2 separate regions of the Homo sapiens genome follow, and region 2 is linked to region 1. Evidence: read pairs that join two places in POLR2A ChIA-PET (ENCODE). Cell type or tissue: OCI-LY7. All regions are shown on one strand. Links, peaks and the distances in the headings refer to the core of each region. The heading gives the core; the rest is flanking DNA. Region 1 overlaps DIAPH1 (diaphanous related formin 1). Region 2 overlaps PCDHGA1 (protocadherin gamma subfamily A, 1).

Region 1 (2,921 bases), core at 125-2,624:
TCTCCACCTCAGACTCCATCTTCGTCTCCAAACAGATGACGCTGCCTCAATGCCCCAGACTTGCCCTAGGCTGCTGCCTCCTCAGCCTAGATTGTGCTTTCACAACTCCAACAGGCCCTACAGAATGATCCCTCCTCTAAATGGATATGTACCTTTCCTTGTGTTTCCATAGTAAAAGGCACTTGCCTGTCTCACAGCACTAAAAATGGATTACAATTGTCTTCTGATTGTCTGTTTCCTCTACCCATTTCCAGACTAAGTTACTTGATGGCAGAGCCTGTAACTTAAGTCATTATATCTCCTATGAACAAATACTATAATCTAGGCTTGCTTCCCTAAAATATCAATCCCTGGAGAAACTCTCCAAGTCTATTACACCTCTTCATTATATCAATGAAGAGACTGAAGCCCAGCCAGGTGAAGTAAATTACTGAGGTCATATGATTAGGGGATGAGTTGGATACAGAACTCAGGCATCCAGACTCCAAAGCTGCCAAATCTTTGCATTCCCCAAATTCTTGTGCCTTTTTCCTATTCAATATCCACTAACTCTCGCCTTTAGATGGAAAAGGAAGGAAGGGAGATGGGGATATATATATATATATATATATATATATATATGAAGGAAGATGCCAGTTTCCCTTGCTTTCCTAGGGCATCATCAGAAACAGATTTTATCTTAAAAAAAAATTATCTGCCAGGCACAGTGCCTCACGCCTGTAATCCCAGCACTTTGGGAGGCCGAGTCGGGTGGATCACGAGATCAGGAGTTTGAGACCAGCCTGACCAACATGGTGAAACCCCATCACTACTAAAAATACAAAAATTAGACGGGTGTGGTGGCGCCTGCCTGTAATCCTAGCTACTCAGGAGGCCGAGGCAGGAGAATCACTTGAACCCGGGAGGCGGAGGTTGCAGTGAGCCGAGATCGCACCACTGCACTCCAGTCTGGGTGACAGAGCGAGACTCTGTATCAAAAAAAAAAAAAAAGAAAGAAAGAAAATTTAAAAAAAATTACCCATGTTTTAGTGTTCAATTTGGGGAAGGACAGCAAACATGATCCACGAGGGAAAAAAAGCTGCATTTCCTGAGCTAGTCCAACAGAGGGCAGCAACAACCAGCAAAGTGAATCACAGCCCAGTCAGTACAAGCAAAACGGTTTTAGAATCCAATACAACACTCAAACAGCAAGCTCAATTATTAAAATAGAAACCTGCTGCTACAGTATATTCAGAGTGTATTGTTTACTTAGTTAATACTATGTGTGTTCTTACAGATTCTATGTTGGCAAACAGCTTTGTTCAGTAGTCATTTTTTAATTGTATCATTAGTTGTGTGTATTCTCTGAAATATAGAATAAGTTCCTAGATCATGACAAGTTAACAACAACAACAACAACAACAACAACAACAACAAAAACACAGGAGTCCAGGGAGATAAATGCTACTGGAGCTTTATTTATGTATTAGGTCTCAGATATCCAAGATTCTTAAAATTAAGTCTCTAATCATCCTACCTACATCTAAATGCATCCACTTTCATCATTCTCCTTGTTTGCTGTCAATTCTCTTCTGGTCCCAAACCAAACCCTTACTGTCCTAGGCTGGCTGTGGTAAATATCTCACTTCCTGGCCCTTCTATTGAGTCCTCCACTAAACATTAGCACTTATACCTTTAACTACAAATATAGATACTGAAGGAAGCATAAATACAGAATGAATTTTTTTAAAATATCCAAATCTGGCTTAGGAATCCAGATTAATAGGAACTTTCAGGTAAAAGATGTCAGACTGAACCAAAACATCTAATTTCTCTCCTTCTTGAAACCTCACTAAACCTACAGAAAAGGTGTTTTTTAGAAAGTAAGAAGTGATGCAAGGAAAGAGCCTACAAGGTTGGGAAGAACAAAAGAGCAACTGCAAATTTTGAAGACTGGGACTAGAAGAACTAGAGGTATTAAATCCAACACATTACAGAAAGCTGAGTCCTAAACCGGAAAGAGCAATAACCAACCCATTACACTTTAAGGATCCTCAAAAGGCTTAGGAATAATTGGCACCAGATACCTATGGAAATGGGAGTTAAAGGAGGGGGAGGCTAAAAATAAGACTGGTTGGAAGCTGTTTAAGAAGCAGTTAGATCCCTAGATCATACCCCACCCCTCAACCATGCCATTGGGAAACTACCCTCCCTTCTTCCAGCAGAGGTCTGGAAGTTTGTTCTCAGAAGAGGGTAAAACGGAGGGTCTCTGGATTGGAGGATGCCAGGGTCCCTATACTAAAAAGAAAAGTAAACCTAGGCATAGTATATACTGAGACACTCAGCACTTTTCCCCCTCTAGTCTCTTAGAGCCCCAGCAGCCTGGCCTTTCCCCTTGAGACAGAAGGTTGGAAGTGTCTTCTCTGGGGAATCAACTTAAAGCTTGTGACATAGTCCAAGTAGATCACTTCAGAGCTCCATTGTCCAACATGTACCACTAGGCACATATAATTGTACAGCACTACTAAGGTGGCTAGTGTAAGTGAGGAGGAATTTATTACATTTTATTTAACAAAATTTAAATGGCAAATAAACTTACGAAAGAAGCTCAACATCATATGTCATCAGGTAAGTGTAAATTAAAATAAGATACCACTACATACCTACTAGAATAGCCAAAATCCACAACACGGATGATGCCAAATGCTTGCAAAGATGTGGAGCAAGAACTTTCTTTTCTTTTTTTCTTTTTGAGATGGAGTCTTGCTCTGTCACCAAGGCTGGAGTGCAGTGGCATGATCTCAGCTCACTGCAACCTTCTTCCAGGTTCAAGCCTCCCGAGTAGCTGGGATTACAGGCGCATGCCACCACACGTGGCTAATTTTTGTATTTTTAGTATGGGGTTTCACCATGTTGGCCAGGCTGGTCTGGAACTCCTGACC
Region 2 (2,921 bases), core at 323-2,822, 230 kb before region 1:
ATGCCAAGTTTATTTTGAAATCTTCCTCAAAGAACTATTACAAACTAGTGACAGACGGCGCTCTGGACCGGGAGGAGATCCCAGAATACAATCTCACCATCACAGCCACCGACGGGGGCAAGCCGCCCCTCTCCTCCAGCATAATTGTCACCCTGCACATCTCCGACGTCAACGATAATGCCCCAGTTTTCCAACAGACTTCCTACATGGTTCACGTGGCAGAGAACAATCCTCCTGGCGCCTCTATCGCTCAAATCAGTGCCTCTGACCCTGACTTGGGCCCCAGTGGCCAAGTTTCCTACTCCATCGTAGCGAGCGACCTGAAGCCGCGGGAGATTTTATCCTACGTGTCCGTGAGCGCGCAGAGCGGGGTGGTGTTCGCGCAGCGCGCCTTCGATCATGAGCAGCTGCGCGCCTTCGAGCTCACACTGCAGGCCCGCGACCAGGGCTCGCCCGCGCTCAGCGCCAACGTGAGCCTGCGCGTGTTAGTGGGCGACCTCAATGACAATGCGCCACGGGTGCTGTACCCCGCGCTGGGGCCTGATGGCTCCGCCCTCTTCGATATGGTGCCACGCGCCGCAGAGCCCGGCTACCTGGTGACCAAGGTGGTGGCGGTGGACGCAGACTCAGGACACAACGCTTGGCTGTCCTACCACGTGCTGCAGGCCAGCGAGCCCGGGCTCTTCAGCCTGGGGTTGCGCACGGGTGAGGTGCGCACAGCGCGTGCCTTGGGCGACAGGGACGCGGCCCGCCAGCGCCTGCTGGTCGCTGTGCGTGATGGAGGACAGCCGCCACTCTCCGCTACGGCCACGCTGCACCTAATCTTCGCGGATAGCCTGCAAGAGGTATTGCCAGACCTCAGCGACCGCCGGGAGCCCTCTGACCCCCAGGCAAAACTGCAGTTTTACCTGGTTGTGGCCTTGGCCTTGATCTCAGTGCTCTTCTTCCTCGCGGTGATTCTGGCAATCTCCCTGCGCCTGCGACTCTCTTCCAGGTCAGATGCTTGGGACTGTTTTCAGCCTGGTCTCAGCTCCAAGCCTGGACCTGGGGTTCTCCCCAATTACAGTGAGGGTACATTGCCCTATTCCTACAACCTGTGTGTTGCCTCACAATCAGCCAAGACAGAGTTCAATTTTCTGAACATAACCCCGGAATTGGTTCCCGCGCAAGATCTCGTCTGTGACAATGCCTCTTGGGAACAAAATACAAATCATGGAGCCGCTGGGGTCCCTTTTGCCTCAGATACTATTTTGAAGGTGAGCTTTAATTAATTTATTTTCACTTCTGGTTTTATTGTTTCACCTAATTTGGGTAGGAAGTTCCACTGCGTATTTCTTTGTCTGTGAGTTAGATTTGGCCAATGTTGTGCCTTAATTGTCTTAATCTTATCTAACTGAATTTTAAGTGTTTTCTCTCTGAAGTGTGAGATTTATTTACCCATGATTGCAAACCTTTATCACATGAGATATTGCACTGTATTTCTTTTTCTTCCTCATCTTTACATTACTTCTCTCTGCAGATTTGTTGCTATTGAGACTTTAGGCAATTAGTTTCACCTTCAGGCTCTTTGTTATTCAAATTTTAGTTTTACTTCCTCTTAGAATCATAATACTTCAGAGTAAAGAGAGTCTTCATTTTAGTAGGCTTTGGAAATTGGGAAACAAAGAAGAAAGACTTTTGCATAATGGCATGGCTTGTTAATCACAGGGCATGGGTAGGACATTGTCCCATTGACTTGAAGACCAACACTCAGTAAGCTAAATGTCTTGGAATCACAAATGTATTTCTAAAGGACAGGCAATGTTTGAGGTCTGAGGTGTCTGCTAGAAAGAGTGCATTTAACAAATGTGAGAAATCATTCTCTAACATGCATTTTAACAAATTGCTCTTAAGAAAAACTACACATTGAGAAAAATCTTACAACCTATGTTCACATCATTTTCTACAAAATATTACTTAAAACTTTGCTTTTGAATTTCCTAATTATATAGAATTTTTATTTTCTTAGTTTTCTATGAAAGTGTTATTAAATAAAATGACTTTCTGAAATGTCCATTTTTTTCAATCAAGAGGTTTTTCTATTTCTGTTGTCATATAAAGATGATAGCAGTAAATATCTGTCTCAACATAGAAAGGTCACTCAGTACTTCTCGACAAGTATCTGCTCATGCTTTCCTGCATGGATGATGAAATAAAACCCCATCCTCCACAGTTACTATACTGGTTGTCACTGGAACTACAAATATTTGAACATGGTAATAGAAAAACATAAAAATGCATAGTTAACCCAACTCAAACGCTGTCTGAGATAGTGGAGAGACTTTCTCAAAGTCCTCACAAGTAACAAAGATCTTTATTTCTTCTGCATATGACAGCTAATATAACTTACATAAATCAGTAGGCCTGTTTGGAAAGGTGCATGGAGAACTGGGTTTGTTTCCTTGGTATTCTTATATGCAAATAAGCACGTTTTCCTAAATTTATCCTAATAAGGAGATGAAATCTTGAATCCTACAAAGGTAAGAATTTGAATGTCCTAATTTAATGGACTAAATATAGATAAGAGGTAAATAAAGGACATAGGCTCCCCCGATGACGCATTAAATAAAATTTTTGTAAGGTATTGAGATCTAATAATCATATTGATCTCAGGGATTGTGGAAGTCTTGCTATTCAGAATTAAAGCTGAATTAACGGTCATAAACAACGCTACACAGTTAAACATTAAGGATATGGCAACATTATTAGAAATAAAATTATAACTAAACTTAGGAGAAATAAAAATGGAATTTGATGCAGTCACTGGTTAGGACTCTGAGTGTCGCTGTTGACCAAAGTGGGAAAGAAGCTGCCGCAGAGGCGACCCGACTCTGCTCCCTCCATACTAAACACACAGACCAGACAAGCTCCTACGAAAAGCC

Evidence for each region. ChIA-PET counts read pairs that join two places held together with the same protein. Peaks named below come from ENCODE experiments on the same cell type or tissue, not always from the same donor. Only the 100,000 strongest peaks of a DNase experiment are listed, where the experiment ranks them.
Region 2: POLR2A ChIA-PET joins it to region 1 with 9 read pairs; 4 of 35 experiments call an interaction of 5 or more read pairs at or near these places.

Annotation. Positions count from the first base shown.
Region 1 is chr5:141,591,107-141,594,027 of GRCh38, forward strand. All of the region lies in intron 1 of DIAPH1 (diaphanous related formin 1), which reads right to left. Among named protein-coding and RNA genes, the nearest start is that of DIAPH1, 26 kb to the right of the region's middle. In OCI-LY7, for the core only: a CTCF peak has its summit at 1,117 (motif pointing right); a DNase peak (open chromatin) is centred at 1,135.
Region 2 is chr5:141,361,301-141,364,221 of GRCh38, forward strand. All of the region lies in intron 1 of PCDHGA1 (protocadherin gamma subfamily A, 1), which reads left to right. All of the region lies in intron 1 of PCDHGA2 (protocadherin gamma subfamily A, 2), which reads left to right. All of the region lies in intron 1 of PCDHGA3 (protocadherin gamma subfamily A, 3), which reads left to right. The region is part of intron 1 of PCDHGB1 (protocadherin gamma subfamily B, 1); the gene reads left to right. It also overlaps PCDHGA4, PCDHGB2, PCDHGA5 and PCDHG@. In OCI-LY7, for the core only: a CTCF peak has its summit at 2,803; DNase peaks (open chromatin) are centred at 1,271 and 1,611; H3K4me3 peaks cover 1,971 bases; H3K27ac peaks cover 1,931 bases.